Linked DNA regions of Mus musculus: region 1 is linked to region 2. The links are chromatin loops, found by intact Hi-C in ENCODE. Cell type or tissue: heart. All regions are shown on one strand.

Region 1 (8,000 bases), 160 kb before region 2:
ACCAAGTCGATGGGTGATGTGAGGGTGTTTTGTTCTCTGTCCCTCTTGACTTAAGGAAAAGGATTAAAAACAAACGAACAGTGCTGGGTGCTTCATTTCTGGATACACTGTATCTGATGTGTGGGACTTTAAAGATGCATCTTTCTTCTTTGGGCTTTATGTGAAATTAGATTGTGACTAATGGGATAAGATTGGTCTCCATATTTTTGCTATTCTAGCACAACCTAAAATATAAATATGTAAGTATACATGTAAATTCCTATTTGCTTAAATAATTTAAATATTTAAATACTCAAATTTTAAATGGTAGACATTCTCAGTGCATTCAAAATATTAAGTACAAATGTCTTTGTGGCACAAATCCTAAAAAACAGTACAAAATAGTGTATTCTGTATAATACCTAGATAACATCTGTCTAGACTTATTTAATCACCTTCACAGATTATATTTGACTAATCAAAAACTGCAGCCACAATACTTTTTTCCCCATAATTTAAAGACTTATAAAGTCTTTCCTTGTTAACGGACTCAAGGCTATCATTCTTCAAGTATTTAGCTGGTACTAGAGCCATCTATTTTGCAAGAGGGTTTGAATCTGTTTGTGACAATGAGAAGGGATAGCACCACATCATGTTTTCTGTTTGGAATCATATCACTATTTAGGGCATACATGTTTCTTCCAAGGTTGCTTATACAGTTGATGTTTTCATTTTAGTTGTAATTCCAATATGGTAGAGACATAAATGCAGCAAAATGGCGCTATTTGAACTGCAATTCTTCTACTACCTACTTAACCATAGCAATGAAGTACTTCAGTTTCATTGGAAGGTGGTACTATTTTCATCTTATTAAACTACTATAATATTCCATGTAAATGTTCATGTGCTGGCATGCAAACAAGGTAATAGTGTTATAGAATGCCCAGCTCCCAATAAGAGGGGTCATTTATGGTAAACTGAATTATATTTGTTATCTAGTTGCTGAAAGGATATGGTGTTTAGCAAAACAACCTGCTGAGCAACATAGTGAGATTTTTGTACAAAGTACAAATTGCTAATTATTGTATTTTATTTTTCTATGATTTCCTAAAAGGCATTATCAGGGTCTTAAAGATGGAGAAAGCCTGTTTATTAAAATATCTATTACCAAATAAAAGTTACAGTTTTGGTGGTTGAGTTTGTGATGTTTTGTACTGTTATATGCAAGTATATTATTGTAATTTACTTTTTAGTATGTCTATGTGCTGTTTAGAACTTTAGTAATTATGAGTGTAAAAAATAGTTGCCATTTTTCCAAATAATTACAGACTTTGAGGTCTAGGCATAAATTCACAGAAATCACTATAATTAATGGATACATATTTTTGTAGTGATTTTATACTGGCAAATGTTTAGTGAGATTTGGGTGAATGGAATTACGTATTACAGAGGTAGTTTTTACAGATACGTAATCAGCACACAGGCAACATCAACTGGGCTAACAAATCTTCAGGCCATCAGTGTCCATTACAAAATTTCCAGTATATTATAAATCAGGGATTTTCCAGATTCCTTATGTTGCTGACAAGAAAAAACATCCACACCATCTTGAGATGATTAGAAGTAACATATCTGATGTACCTCACTCTTTTATAGTTGTCTGACTATAGCTACAAGCCACTCTGAAATGAACCTAAAACCCTTCTACATGTATTCTAGACTTGAGAAAAATCACATAATGTTTTAAAAGCTTGTTGTGCTCACAATAAAATCAAGAGAGTCAAACTAACTTTGTAAGTCGAGTGGAATTACGTCTTGCTTTTGGGTTTACTCAAGATAGGTTACAGCTGCCAACCATCAAAACAGCAGATCCAAACAACTGAAATATTTACACTGTTTTAGGGTTCATTTTTTTTCAACATTTTCTAGATTACTAAATAGAATTTAGGAGTCATGTGAACTCTTTAATCTCTAATACAATAAAACAGCAGATCAACTACACTTAAATAAACAAAAAACAAAACTGTTCACCTTTTGTTGTTAAAAATCACCTAAGTTGGGGATGAAGAGGGCTCCATGGTTTAGAGCACTCGTGGCTCTTGCAGAGGAGTCAGGTTTGAGTCGTAGCACCCACATGGTGGCTCACAATCTTCCCTGATTCCAGTCTCAGTAGATATGATACCCTCTTCTGATCTCTCCAGGCACCAAGTATTCTTGTGGTGCACATACATATAAGCAGACAAAACAAACATAAAAAAAGTCAATAAATCCAACAAAAATAATTTTTAAATGTCATCTAAATTTACTATAAAAATGGTTGCTCGGTCTGTTCTTATATATTTAGTTTCCTCCTAATGCTTTGTAGGAAAAAAAAAAATCTGATAATATCTGCCTAAAGGGGGAAAATCAGAGACATAAGCTCTATTCTATGTCTAGAGAGAAAATATTATATAAGCAAATAAGCATCCAAGTTTTGTCAAAGTGAGCCAAAGAGAAGCGGTTTAATAGTTCCTGGTAAATTAGGAACCCCTGCATTTGGGGCCAGAAGTTAAAGGACAACCACATCAGGAACTGAGCTGATTTTCTTTGAGTAATAAAAAATTCACAACGAAGGAAGCTTATCTATTGAACACGTGCTATCTATTGGTCAGACATGCATACTTTTTTCTTTCCTTTGTCCTCAAAACCACTAGATTAGATACATTTTTGAAGACAAAGATGAAATATACACAAAGGGTAATTTTACTAGACCACAGAGTATAGTATATTTCCATTTTCTGTTTTAACAAGGGCATTTATGTTACTACCTTTGGATGTACAAACTATAGAAGTTTTGTTCACTCAGTCTGGTTTTTGCCTTACAAGAGTCAGGAGACCAGAACTAGACCTTACTCCACATTAGGAGTACTAAGGAATTTGGAAAGGCACCAGAAAAGCACTCTACCGCAGTGCATATACCAGTGTCTTAACCACTATCTCTTTGATGGAATTCCTTTCAGTTTCTTCACCCTACTCCAAGTCCAAATAATCGGCCAGCTTCCTTAACGGGCAGAAAAACAAGTATGGTAGTTGAACATACTAACTGGTAAAACCAGTAAAGTAACATCCCACATTTATGCTAACAAGTGATATGAAGAGATGAAACTTTTCAAATACAAGTTTGTCATGCAGTCATTCATTGAGGAGTAGGATGGGGGAAATGGCTAGTTTGAAGTCAAAAAAAAAAAAAAAAAGTAAAAATAAATAAAATAAAATGTAGATCTTTAATTGTTGCATCTGTAGCCTGTCTGTTGGGAACAATGCAAATGGGCGGGAAAGTGTCTATCTAAAAAACTTTCAATTAGCACAAATTATTTCTATTGCTATAAACTCCAAGTGATTTTAAGAACGGTAACTATCAAACTCTCTGATCCACAAACTCATGTCTGGTGTTAGTTAATATCCGGGACAACAGACAGCTAAGAACTAGGGACAGGGTCACACTTCCTTTGCCAAATAATGTTTCTGTTTTTAAATACTGACTGGTTTTGACCAGTTTCCCTCTCCTGCCTGTACTTACAACTGTATTCTGCAGAGCTCGCTCGCTCGCTCTCAGGCCTAGCTGAGCCTAGGAAAGGCTCTGTGTAATGGGAGTAGCATATCTAAGTAGATCCTTTCCCTGCCTCACGCCGCCCACGACGAGGGCGGTCAAGCCAAAACATTGCCACCCACAGATATGGCAGTCCGGCCAAAAGCGCTAACCAGAACCCCGGAGGCCAGCAACCAGCGATGCGCGCGCAGCTAAGGCCGCCCCGCACGCCTCCCGGCAGGCTGTGCGCGCGCCTCCAGCTCCCTTGCGTCCCAGCAGCACGGGAGCTACCACTCGGCTCCCAATGCAGTGGCGGCTCCCCGTGTCTTCCGTGCTCACACTCTCGCTAACAGAGTTCCTCTGCGGGAATCAGGCCATTAATTTTTTTACCCAGAGCTCTCCAGCCGCAGAAAGGAGAACCTGTGGGCGGACACCTACGACGCCCGGGTGGGCGTGGCTTTGGGACCGGAAGAAGCTCCCGTTGCCAAGGGAACGCCGCGCGCCGGGGCGCCTGCTCAGCCACTGATGCTCGCATCCTGGGTGAACCGGCTGTTTCTCCCAACTTGTAGAAGGGGCTGTGCTTGGGACAAGGGAACCTTCCTACGGAGGCATAGAGAGGAAGGCTGAGGCTCCGGGGAAGATCCCACCGCGGAAACGGGTACAAGAGTGCGTCCTTTCCTGTCCTTGTCAGCCCCTTGGCCTTTGGATTGGCGTCAAAGATCAGGTACCTCCATCCGCACCCCGCTTTTTCTCTCTCTTCACCATCATCTGTGTGTTCTCTTTCAGCTCTGTTGGGTATGATTTTTCACGCCATCAGCTTCACCCTTGATAACATGAACACGACCTTTCCACGGTGTCTGTAGCGCTGTGGAACCGGCGGCAGGATCCACTAGTTCAAAAAGTTCCCGCTACCTGTTCGCAGCCATTTCCACCCTGGTAGACAGAGAATACCCGCTCCCTGTCCGATTTAGAATTACTCTAAACTATTACCCGTATTTTTGAATCTAAGTGAGTTAGATCATCTCTCATCTGTGAGAGATGGGGAAAAAATTGAGTTTATGTGATGTATACCAAGGAGCTTCGAAAATGTATTGAACTGCTTTGGGCCAATGCTGTTTGCTTGTTTGGTTGACTTTAACGCTGCCCAAGACGGACCTTTTTATATGATGTATGAATAATTTGGTTGAAATTTCATCATCAAATTTTCTAACTTAATAAGATTGTTTTATTGGGGTAGTAAGAATGTTCAACAGCCCACACTACTATCATGTTTAAAGTAGCATTTCTGGCGTTTTTCTCTGTCTCATCTCATCTTTCTCTGCAGCTTAACGCTAAGGTCTTAACATGTGGATAACATGTTAAATCTTCAGTGCTTTTCTGGTAACCACCTAATCCTTTGGAAAGCTGATTCTTCTCAGAAAGCAGCTCAGACACCTAAGTGTTCTTGATTCAAGAACAGGAGTTGTTTCATTTTAGCCAAGTTTACTTTAGCTATCAATTTTGCCAGCGTTATACAATACATACAGTAAGACTTTTTAAGCTGAAGGTATATTTTGTTCCTAATCTAGCGAATATGCTGGGTTTTCTTTTCTTTTTTCTTTTTTTTTATCCTTTAAGGCATAGTTTACGTCAGTATCAACTTTATACCATGTTCTCTCTCCTCTCCCCCCACCTCTCTATGTAATAATTGTTCATGTTGTGTAGTACCTGTTGAATCCAGAATGTGTGACCAGCCCTGGAATTGGAGTTACAGGTGCTTGAGAGCCTCAGTCAAACTCTGGTCCCCTAGAAGAGCTGTGCGGTCTCTGCTGTTAAGAGTATAATTTTTATTTATTTTTTTCTTTTTTGTTTTACAGTGCCTGAGATTAAATCTAGGGCTTTGCACATTGTGGGCAAGCACTTTACCATTTTGCCACATAACCAGTCCCTAAGATTATACTTTTCTTTAGAAAATTTTAATAGACATGAGTAGGGAAAGAGATTATAAAGCTAATTGTTTCCCTAATTTCAACCCTGTCACACTTGTTTTGGGTGTTGTGTAAATTTTTAATTGGTAGTAAAAATGTAAACCCTTAAGCAAAAGCCCAATTGCTTTACAAGAGTCTTCCTAAGTGTAGAAGTTTGCTGAGAGTTTGGGACTGGGCAAGTTTTTGCTTGAGTTTTTGCTTAATCTAATTGTGTGATGTTTTTATTTGTGAGTTCATTACAGTGAGGTGATTTTATTGGTAAGAACTTTTAAACTACTATTTGGAAGAAATTCAGAACCAATGAGAGGATGAAAACTGGCTGAGAGTGTTTTGTGATGTGTGTTCTCAACTTTTATGATCCAACTCCAGATCTTTATGGCTTACTCCCCATGCTCCAGATTCTGAGTCCAGCTCACCCTGCTCTTCTCTCTTATTGACTAGCCAGGCTTCCTCGGTCACAGCGGGTTTTGTTTCTTCTTAAAGAACGTTTTATGGACTTACCTCAGAATAGCTGTACTTAGCCTTTGGAGAACTTTGTTGTACCTAAGAACTTGCTTTCTCTAAACTTAAAAAAGAAAAATAAGGAAATGGAAGAAGACAATAAAATCAGCAGCGCATCAGTCCCCCAGAAGCCCACTTTCAGGGTATAGTTCCCCTTCAAAGCTGAAGAAACTGGTAAATCTGAAAAGGGGACGTTAGAGAAAGGAAGCTTAGTGTTTCACATGACAAAGTATAGGGATATGTGAATTGAGAGATGATGTCACAAACAGACCAATAGAATAGATCAGGTTTCCCAGTTTGTGTGAAGTTGAAATATTTCCCCAAAAAGGTTCTTGTGAACAAGTCCTCACAGACAGTAGTACTTTCTTTGTCCATCTCTTGGAGCTTTAGAGATAGTATCAGCATATTAAAGAATAATGCGCTGTAGAAGCTTATATAAAATTTCTCAAGCATCAGTGACCTTGAAATTTTTCTTAGAAGTAATCCCTAAGAATTCGCTTCCAGAATATAGTTTAGAATGTACAGAGAGCCTATTGCTAGATCCAAACACATATAAGAATATAAAATATAAAGAAAAGGGAGGGGCAGAAGGACAGCCAGTTCTCTGAATCAGCTCTCATACCCAAGTACATTTCAGGAAAATTAGAATTTAAAACCTGAAAAATTAACTACAGATGAAAGAAACAGAATATTAGTTAATATGCTCAAAATACTGAAGAGAAGGAAATATTTCTAGACCTAAAACTAAAGAAAGAAACCAAAGAAAACCACCAATGTCATCAGATAAAAGCCCCGTCTTATAAAACAATTGTAATAAAGTAAATTTTAATTGATTGAGATAGTTTGCAATACATATGCATGGAATATATACATGACTACATACAGTAATCAAAGCAGTAGCCACCAGATATGACAAGCAGCCCATGAGAGAAACACTAATAAAAAGCAAGTTTCAGTGATATTCAGTTTTATTAGTGATAGAATAAACCAAATTTAAACACTGCTCTGGTAGGGTTTTTCATGTTGCACATAAAAAAAATTGAAAAGCTCTTTAAAATTTTATATTCCCAAATATTTCAATAATAAATCTCAGGTATTTGAGAAAAATGATAGAAAGTCACAAAAGATTGTGGACAATGAATATCTATGATAGTACCTTTTAACAATCAATGCCTTGTAGTACTTACACAGAGAGGAGACATGAAAAACAGAGAGGTTGTAATTTTGAAAATATGTTAAAGATTATATGGAAAATAAAAAAAACATAGAAGCATTATATTAACATACTTCCCCCTATAGGACTTAATAGCCAATTCCAACTAAAATGATAAATATGAATTGTTTTATGTAGCAAAGAAAATTTAAGATAGATTCATCAAATTCCAACTCCTAAGTTGGTATTCAAAGAAATGTTTTGAAATGGGCTTTGAATTTCTAATATGAAAAGGTTTGAGCGACTACGCAGGTTAAACCCATCCTGATCCTTAGGATAAGAAAGAGATCTGCCCATTAGGTGTGCACTGCTTCTTGAAGGCACATCATTGAAAGTTGATGTACTTTATACTGATAGCGCTCTCCCAAAAGTAATAAGCAGAATGTCAGCGATGCAGTCACTTTTCTTATGCATTTGACTTACTACTGATAGCCTTTCCTTCACGTCCTTTGCTTGGGATGGCATAGCATAAAAGACATTAAAGGAGTTGTAACGTGTTTGAGTTTTGTGACCTTAAATGAACATGAGAATTAATAAAGTGAATTAATGTTTCAAGAACTCTAGAAATTAATATTCAGAGAGCAAAGAAAAATACTAAGTAGACATGTATTGTGGCAGTGTCGGTAGTACTGGGGTGGTTGGTAAAAAGTATTTTTCTTCTATCATACAGTAATATTTAGGGTTTGATGACACCAAATGAAAGACCCTTAAAGAGCTTCATTTGGAGATGTGAAGTGTAAATGTAACAGTACCATTGGGGGATAGGAACAGA
Region 2 (8,000 bases):
TGTCCCCCACTACCACCACCACCACACACACCGGTATGCACCTACATGCTCTACCTATATCCACAGGCACACACATTTTTCAGGAGGACAAAAAGTGTTCAAGCTGGAAATGTTAATCTTGGGATGCTATGACTTCCTAGGGCGGTTTTCTGAAGTCAGTTTGAGGCTCTAAAGAAAGTAAGGGCAGGAATTTACATATGGGATCTCCTGACAAATAAGTACTTAAAGCTAGAGGAGCAGAAATGACAACCTGGGAAGGGCACGGAGGACTGAGAACAAGCTGAGTGAGACTCCCTCGAGTGACTGACTCATCAGCTACAAGGCTGAGAGAGATCAGTTACCAGAGTCAGGTAGGAGGAAGTCACAAGTGGGCCTTGGAGATAACAGCATATTCTACCTTCTAGTCCTTACCTTGATAACTGAACACCCTCATTAGCAATCCTGTCTCATAGGGCGGGAAAGATCATTAACACCAGTCTATAAGTGAGGAAACTGAAGAGGAAAATAGCACAACCATTAACTGAGCCAAGATTCCAATCTGGAGAGACCAGCTCCAGAACCCATCCCCTCAAAACAAGTCACCTACTGTGGTGGTATGAATGGAATGGCCTCCATAAACTCATACTGGAGTGGCACTATTAGGAGGCGTGGCCTTGTTGGAGTAAGTATGTTCCTTGAGGGTGGGCTACAAGGTCTCAGATGCTCAACCCAGGCCTAGTGTCACTCTCTCTTCTGCTGCCTGCAGATACAGATACAGAACTTTCCAACTACGTCTCTAGCACCATGTCTGCCTGCACACTGCCATGCTTCTCACCATGACCATCACAGATTAAACCCCTAAACTGTAAGCCAGGCTCAATGAAATGTCTTCCTTTATAAGAGTTCCCGTGGTAATGGTGTCTCTCCACAGCAATAGAAGCTACCTACTCTAAACAGATTAAAGAGACTAAAGCTTTAATACAAATAAACACACAGTGACTGACATACAGGCGGTATAGTACAAACATTAGGTTTGCTGAGAACACCGATGAACAAGGCTTGAGAGTCAGTTCTACCACTGGACTGTAAGGAATCTAGTATTGAGAATAGCAAGTGGGGAAAAATGGGTCAACACGGAAAAAGCTTTGAGACACATCTTCATGAATGAAGACCACCGGGTTTCCCTATTTATAGATCTCAGAGGTCCTTCTTAGCAGAGGAAACATAATTTAATAGCCTCCGAGTAGCTCGAAGAGTTAGCAGAGCTCCCCAAGAGCCTAATTTATTTTGGAGAAAAGCCACAGGATGCCGGGCAGTGGTGGCACACGCCTTTAATCCCAGAGGAAGAGGCAGGTGGATTTGAGTTCGAGGCCAGCCTGGTCTACAGAGATCAGTTCCAGGACAGCCAGGGCTACACAGAGAAACCCTGTCTTGAAAACCCAAAAAAACAAAAAACCAAACCAAAACAAAAAGCCAAAGGCTACAGGGCCTGGCTCTCTATTCTTAATATCTGGCACCACTGGGAAGCCAGGCCTTGGCTCTTGTTCTCTGGTGTCCCAAGAAATCATTTAGGAATGTATAGGTAACTTTATGGCTCCCAATATTGCTAAGAGGATAAAAAAAAAAAAAGGCACTGGCATGTAACTGACAAAGATGTCTATTTTCTTCTTAAGGATTACCCAAAATGGTACAGTTCTGTAGCTTTCTCATTTATCTTGGCTCTCCGGTCTTTGCATCTTCAAACTGTGACCTATTAACAAACCATATGGAGTCCAAACATGTTGGATGAAGTTCAGTGACTGTGCTGGCTTTACTGAGAAGAGGACGCTATCTTCATGGATGATGGCCACCCAGGAGCCATTCCAGGACCTAACCCCTCAATGTCATAAGTTCTGTTATTAATATGTTAACATGTCTCTTTTGATATCTGATGAATCACCCAGTCACAGCCCTGAAGCTACCTACCACTTGGAGAGACGTAGGCAGGAAGGGAAGATAACCGGAAGTATCACTTGGGTGTTACCATGTGCCTTCAAGTACAGCAACAGGACAGCACAGAGATCCTTACCATATGCAAAACTAAGTCAGTCCACTAAAGGTACAAAGGTTAGAAACTTGAGTCTGGCTTTTATAGCTCTGATACTTACAAATCTGGCTATGATTGCTACAGATTCTAAACATCTAAACAGGTACTGGGGAGATAGCCTAGTGGGTAAGAAGAATACCTGCTGGGCAAGCAGAAGGACCTGAGGTTATGTCCTTAGTACCCACATAAAAGCTGATGTGGCAAAATATGTCTGTGATGTTAGTCCTGGGAGACAGGTGTGTGGAACAGTTGGATCCCTAGAGCTCACTGACTACCCTAGCTAAATAAATGGTTAGTTCCAGGTTCAGTGGGAGACCCTAATTACAAAATACAAGATTGAAAGTGAAATGAACGATATGTGTTCTCATCACAATGATCTCCATCATCAAACCAGACATTCAATCTGAAACTGACGTGTGCCCAAACACTGCTTTCATATGTCTGAGAATTCTGCCCTGGGGAAATCCACTACCTTATATCTCTGAGGTTGGTGAAACTGAATTGTTGCCCTCTTCTGATCAAAATCTTTTCTCAGCTGAAGAAAATGTGCTCTGCCGTCCTTATTTAAAACCTTCTTCTTCCCACTGATGCTCCGGCAGACATTCACGTCTCTTCCATAGTACACTCCTTTCTTGCAGAGTCTCTTCAGATCTGAGAGGCTGAACAGAGACTGGTAATATTTGGCCAGTACAGGGTCATCCCTCTGGATGAGAAGGGGCTTTTGTTCCCAGAATTCCTTGAAAAAAGTCTCTACTTTGATGGGTGAGATTAAACTTTCGAAGAAACTACTGGGGCTGTCAAAGTTTAATACAGAAAGCGTTTCAGGCAGCTCCTCCTTCACCCGCTTGCAAGGAACAGACGCTTCTTCGTTCTCATCCCCTGTGGGCTGCACTTTCTTTGGCATTGTTCACGAGTAGGGAGGAAATGCAAACCTAGGAGAAGAATAAGACACTGTCGGGTTTGCAGGAATGCACACGCCCCAAGCATGACTGAGACCATTACGCCTCTTCGAAAACTCCACATCAGTCAGGACTGCATCCTCCAGGATGTGACACCCTTAAGCCAGTGTTATGTATGCCAAGATGATTCAACCTTAAATACTGAGTGCAGTCTGTGCGTTCATCTAAAGGACTACACAACTATCTTATTGCTACAAGCACTAAGTTCTGAAAATCAGTCTTAATTTGGAGACTTGATGATCCCAAACTAAACCATTTCTCTCAGCAATTCTTATTCAAAGGGGAAGCCTATGGCCACTGAAATGGCAAAGGCAAAACTCCTGAATTTGGCTGCAATCAGCACCAGTACCTGAATCCAAAGGGATGTACCCTCTGTGGTACAACCATCTGATGGAGAATCAGGAACAGGTAGCTGTCTGCTGCCCTGTGCTGCTCACCACAGCACAGAAAACCTTCCCAGGCAGAAGCCAATGTGCCCTGGGCCAGTGGCGTCACCTGGTGGCTGGAATGAGATGACAAACAAAGCTTGAGAACTGTCACCATCAGGGAACTCCCCCTCTGCCCATTGAAAAAAAGTAATTAAAGGCTTTAAAAAGGAAAGTTAAAATGGGCTATATGGAAGATCTTCAAAAAGATCTAACTTTTTAACTGGAACAAGGGATCAATCACCAACATCATTAGCCTCTAACACAGCACTTCTCCAATTTAACATGCATAGAAGACACGGGGGCATCAAGTGGACCAGATACCCATAGTAACAACACTGCTGGTCTGAGGCACACATCTGGGTAGCAAGAGGACCAACATTCCCAAACACCCACAAACTATAAACCCTGACACTTATATAGGTTTCCCTCATGTAGGTTCAAGAACTGTAATTCAAAATATACAAATATTCACAACAGAGTTTTTTAATTTCTGGCATATTGGTGCTCAGAAGTCAGATTTTATACATTTGGATTAGGGATGTTCAAACTGTATAACTTCTCTTTTTTCTTTCTTATTCTGAGAAGAGGTTCTGTTCTTCTGATTCCTAACAAACACCCTGTTGCCAAAGAAGGCTGAGAATCACAGTGCTTATAAAATATCACATTTTTGTCAAGGTCAATAACTTAAAATGCTATGACTTTCTTCTGGGTTGAGTTACCAAGATTGCAAGAAAGCTGTCTTTCCTTTTCATCAAATGTGGAGCATTCTGGCCGCACTGTGAACTGAACCCGGATGCAAACTCATCAAATTAACAAGTGGGAACTGAACAAATAATTCGTTGCTTTTTAAGGGCTGTTTTAAATATTAGTTGTTGTAGATCATTCTAGGACTTCCCAGAGCAGAATACTTCTTTTGTTCAGCTTACTTTCTTTATAGAACTCAGGTCCACCAGCCCAGAGGTGGTCCCACACATCAAACACTAAGCAAATGTCTTAGAGTAACTGGATCTTATGGGGGCATTTTCTCAATTGAGGCTCCCCGCTCTCAGGTAACTCTAGCTTGTGTCAACTTGACATAAGACTAGCTAGCCAGAACAGGTACCTTCCAAAGTAAGGCACACATTTCTTACCCTCTTATATTTAAGGTACACATCTCATACCCTCACGATTGCTCAGTTTGATGAGAGGAAAACACAAGTGAAAGGCTTGTTTCCTTAAGAATAACCTGAGAGTGAAATCGTACATTCACCAGAAGGTGTGGCTAAAGTGCCCCAAATACTTAAGCGAGAATAAAACCACTTAAGGATTTTCCCCACCTACAATCACCAACAAGTCAACCCCAAGACTACAGAACTTACCTTGCCTACGATTACACCACCTATTCTTCCCCTAGGTTAACAGAATTTATCTGAGCCTCAGTTAATTGGAAACTAACTCAGATACATTCTGTTTTCCTTACACCACTCATTTTTTTATAGCCTTTGGAGGGTGGAGCAGAGTAGACACACCAGGCCTATCTCCAAATATACCAAACGGCACCACCATTTCACATGCCCAGGACACCCAAGACATTCCTTGTATTTCAAGAAACACAGGAAATTAAACAAGAGACTGCTTTATCCATAATGGTGCAGCACCTGCCTGTAAGCCCCACGGGGCTCCCAGATAGAAACAAGAATATTTCTTTCTATAGACCTGGGGTTGCGGTAAGTTGATTTAAAAGCACTTAAACAATTCTAAAAGAGACTCAGTTTATAAACTGGTAATTGCTGTATCGCTGATAAGTTCAACCCGAAAATAAATGTTGGCACTCTTACTATAGTTGACAAACTTAAGAATCTACATTTTAGGGCGACCTAATTTTCCCATGGTAAAACTTAATGACAAGAAGCCACAGAGTGTCTTAAGAGATAGCTACCTCTACCTTGCACAAACCTAGCCAAGTATGGCACAAGACAGTTAAGTCAGAATTTTTCTTCACTTTTTCTTCTTAGCAAATTCTCAAAAGCCTTACTCACTAGCTCCCCAAACAAACAAACCCCCCCCCCCCAAAAAAAACCCCATGACCACCACCACTTGGGAAAGACAGGAGGAGGAGGAGGTTTGCACAATTAGGACTATTATTCTGTACAAGTAACCATAGATATCAATACTCACTAGCAGCCCTGGCAGGGACGTCTCTCTCCATGGTAGCAGTATTTTACCAGCAAAGCGTGGTACACGCTAATGTCTAGATGCACACATCAAACCTAGTGGAGTACCACTTCTGATGCTGGAGGCAGAAATCTACATTCACAGAAGTCCTTAATGAACGAATTGTAGGCCCACTAACCTAGAGAAGACTAGATTGAACTTAGCTCAATTAATCACACCTGACAGTAGTTATACACCATGGGCCTGAGAGATGACTCAGGCGGTAAAGACACCTGCTGTCCACTTAGTTTAATTTCTGAGACCCACATACTGGAAGGAAAGGATTCCCTCAAAGTGTCCACCAACCTCCACCGGTACATCATAGCCTGTGTACATCCACACATAAAATAAATAAAGTGGTGAAATACTTTTTAATTATATATTGCTTGTAAGAAAATCACCAGGCTAACTGAAAGCAATTGTCTTCAGCACCCAGAAAAGTTTTCATTAATTCAGAGATGTCTCACTGAATGGCAGTTATGTTTTTTTGCAGCTTTATATAAACAGAATACGAATTATGTGTATTCGGGGGGTCCATGAGGTCACGAAAGATGCAGCCCAAAAGTTCAGAGGCATCCAGGTATTAAAAAGGAGCTGGTGAAACCCAACTCCCGGCGCCGGAAGTTCAGATCATGACCGCTGGTAGACTTCCTGAAACCTGTTTAGTCACTTGTTGGACATCCTGGAGGCAGGCAGGCAGACAGGCAGTCTTCCTCACGTGGAGATAAAAAGGCAACCTACGCTCCAAGTCCCGAGCTGGGCGACAGTCCCCGCGCCCCTCCTCAGTCCGCGACCGTGGTCCCTGCCCCTCCCCGTCTGCGCGCGCAGCCTGGCTCTAGCTCGCCGGCGTGTGCCGCCCGCCACCAGTCCGGCGGTGCACGTGGCCAGGTCCCCAGCCCTCAGCCACCCGGCTCACCAGTTAGGCCCCAGCCCTCCAGAGCTGCACTTCTCAGCCTGACCCGCGTCCCACGCGCTGCACCGGCACGGCCTGTTGCGTGTCTTCCGCAAGTTGACCCAGCTAAGGCATGGAAGGGCGCGACGGCGTGGTCACGTCCAGGGCGGGCTCCCGAGACGCGGCCCCGCCCACGAGACGCGACCCCGCCCACGAGACGCGGCCCCGCCCCGGACTTCTGGCTCCGCCCCCGGACCACATCCCTGCTCCTGCCTACAGCTACAGGCCTTCCCCTGCTCTGGCCTATGAACCTAAAGGTCACAGAACGTGAATGTGCTTTTTATAGTTGCTACCTTCAAATCTGAAGTTAGAGGGAAATCTATAAATTTGGACAGTTCCCTTTATTAACACACACATACAAGAACATGCTTCTTGAGAGAGTGCTTGTACTCCATCGGTCCACAAAAGATCCAAAACCGTCATTGTATATGGCTTTAATATGTATACGATTGTTATTAACTTAACAATTTTTGTTTGTTTGTTTGTTTTTTGAGACAGGGTTTCTCTGTGTAGCCCTGGCTGTCCTGGAACTCACTTTGTAGATCAGGTTGGCCTCGAACTCAGAAATCCGCCTGCCTCTGCCTCCCGAGTGCTGGGATTAAAGGCGTGTGCCACCACGCCCGGGTAACTTAACAATTTTAGTACCAACCATTTTGTTTAGACTTCATATATTTTCATTCCAATCCTTTTAAGTTTTTCTTTATTTTAATGTCTCAAAACTCACACCCAGTGACATACTTCCTCCAGCAAGGCCACACCTATTCCAAAAAGGTCTCATTTCCCAATCCTTCTCACATTGTGCCACTCCCTAATGTCTACACATTCAGATATATCAGCCTATGGGAGCCACTACTCCTTTTTAAACCATCACAATGCCTGAAAATAAGTCTTAGTGCCAAAGTGTTTTGCATACATGCATGTTTTTACACAGTTGGTTATTTATTAGGTAATGGATTAGCAACTGAGTATCCTCAAAGCATTGGGGTCTACAGAGGGGCAAAAGAGGAACAGTCATGAAATCATATATGACAGTAATTAATAATAAAAAAATCTTTGTTTTTTTCTACATCCACATAGAGGTCAAATTATTTTATATGAAGCATAGCACAGTAATATAATGTATATTAACCAAGTAAAACTTATGAAGAATTTCATCAGCACAAGTGGCTACAATCAAAGGAGCTAATGATAATATCATGAGAGAATCAAATAAAAAATACTTCAGAAAAAGTAGGGTAATATTTTGAGTTGATGTGTTGTATAACTTGATGGCCCTTGCGCAATTAATTACTTCGTTGTGAGTTACACTATACACCATCCTTCATATAAATGAACAAGAACAATTAGATTACTTCAATCTCAGCCGAAACGTGACCTAGAATAACATAGAAAGACAGATAAAT

The links. Peaks named below come from ENCODE experiments on the same cell type or tissue, not always from the same donor. Only the 100,000 strongest peaks of a DNase experiment are listed, where the experiment ranks them.
Region 1: it touches region 2 in a loop (2.5-fold over the local background); 2 of 42 quality-filtered maps call a loop at or near these places.

What each region holds. Positions count from the first base shown.
Region 1 is chr16:59,635,201-59,643,200 of GRCm38, reverse strand. Arl6 (ADP-ribosylation factor-like 6) reads left to right here and starts at 3,862. Exons shown (of 8, transcript NM_019665.3): 1 at 3,862-4,271. 4930547E14Rik (RIKEN cDNA 4930547E14 gene) reads right to left here and starts at 6,256. Exons shown (of 3, transcript NR_040564.1): 1 at 6,016-6,256. It also overlaps a transcript of Epha6 not described here. In heart, no CTCF peak of the experiment used is centred here; a DNase peak (open chromatin) is centred at 3,750; H3K4me3 peaks cover 1,486 bases; H3K27ac peaks cover 1,374 bases.
Region 2 is chr16:59,470,507-59,478,506 of GRCm38, reverse strand. It overlaps Riox2 (ribosomal oxygenase 2), which reads right to left and starts at 6,732. Exons shown (of 10, transcript NM_025910.3): 1 at 6,562-6,732; 2 at 2,538-2,997. The coding sequence starts at 2,969. In heart, CTCF peaks have their summits at 3,520 (motif pointing left) and 6,284; DNase peaks (open chromatin) are centred at 3,496 and 6,476; H3K4me3 peaks cover 1,677 bases; H3K27ac peaks cover 1,383 bases.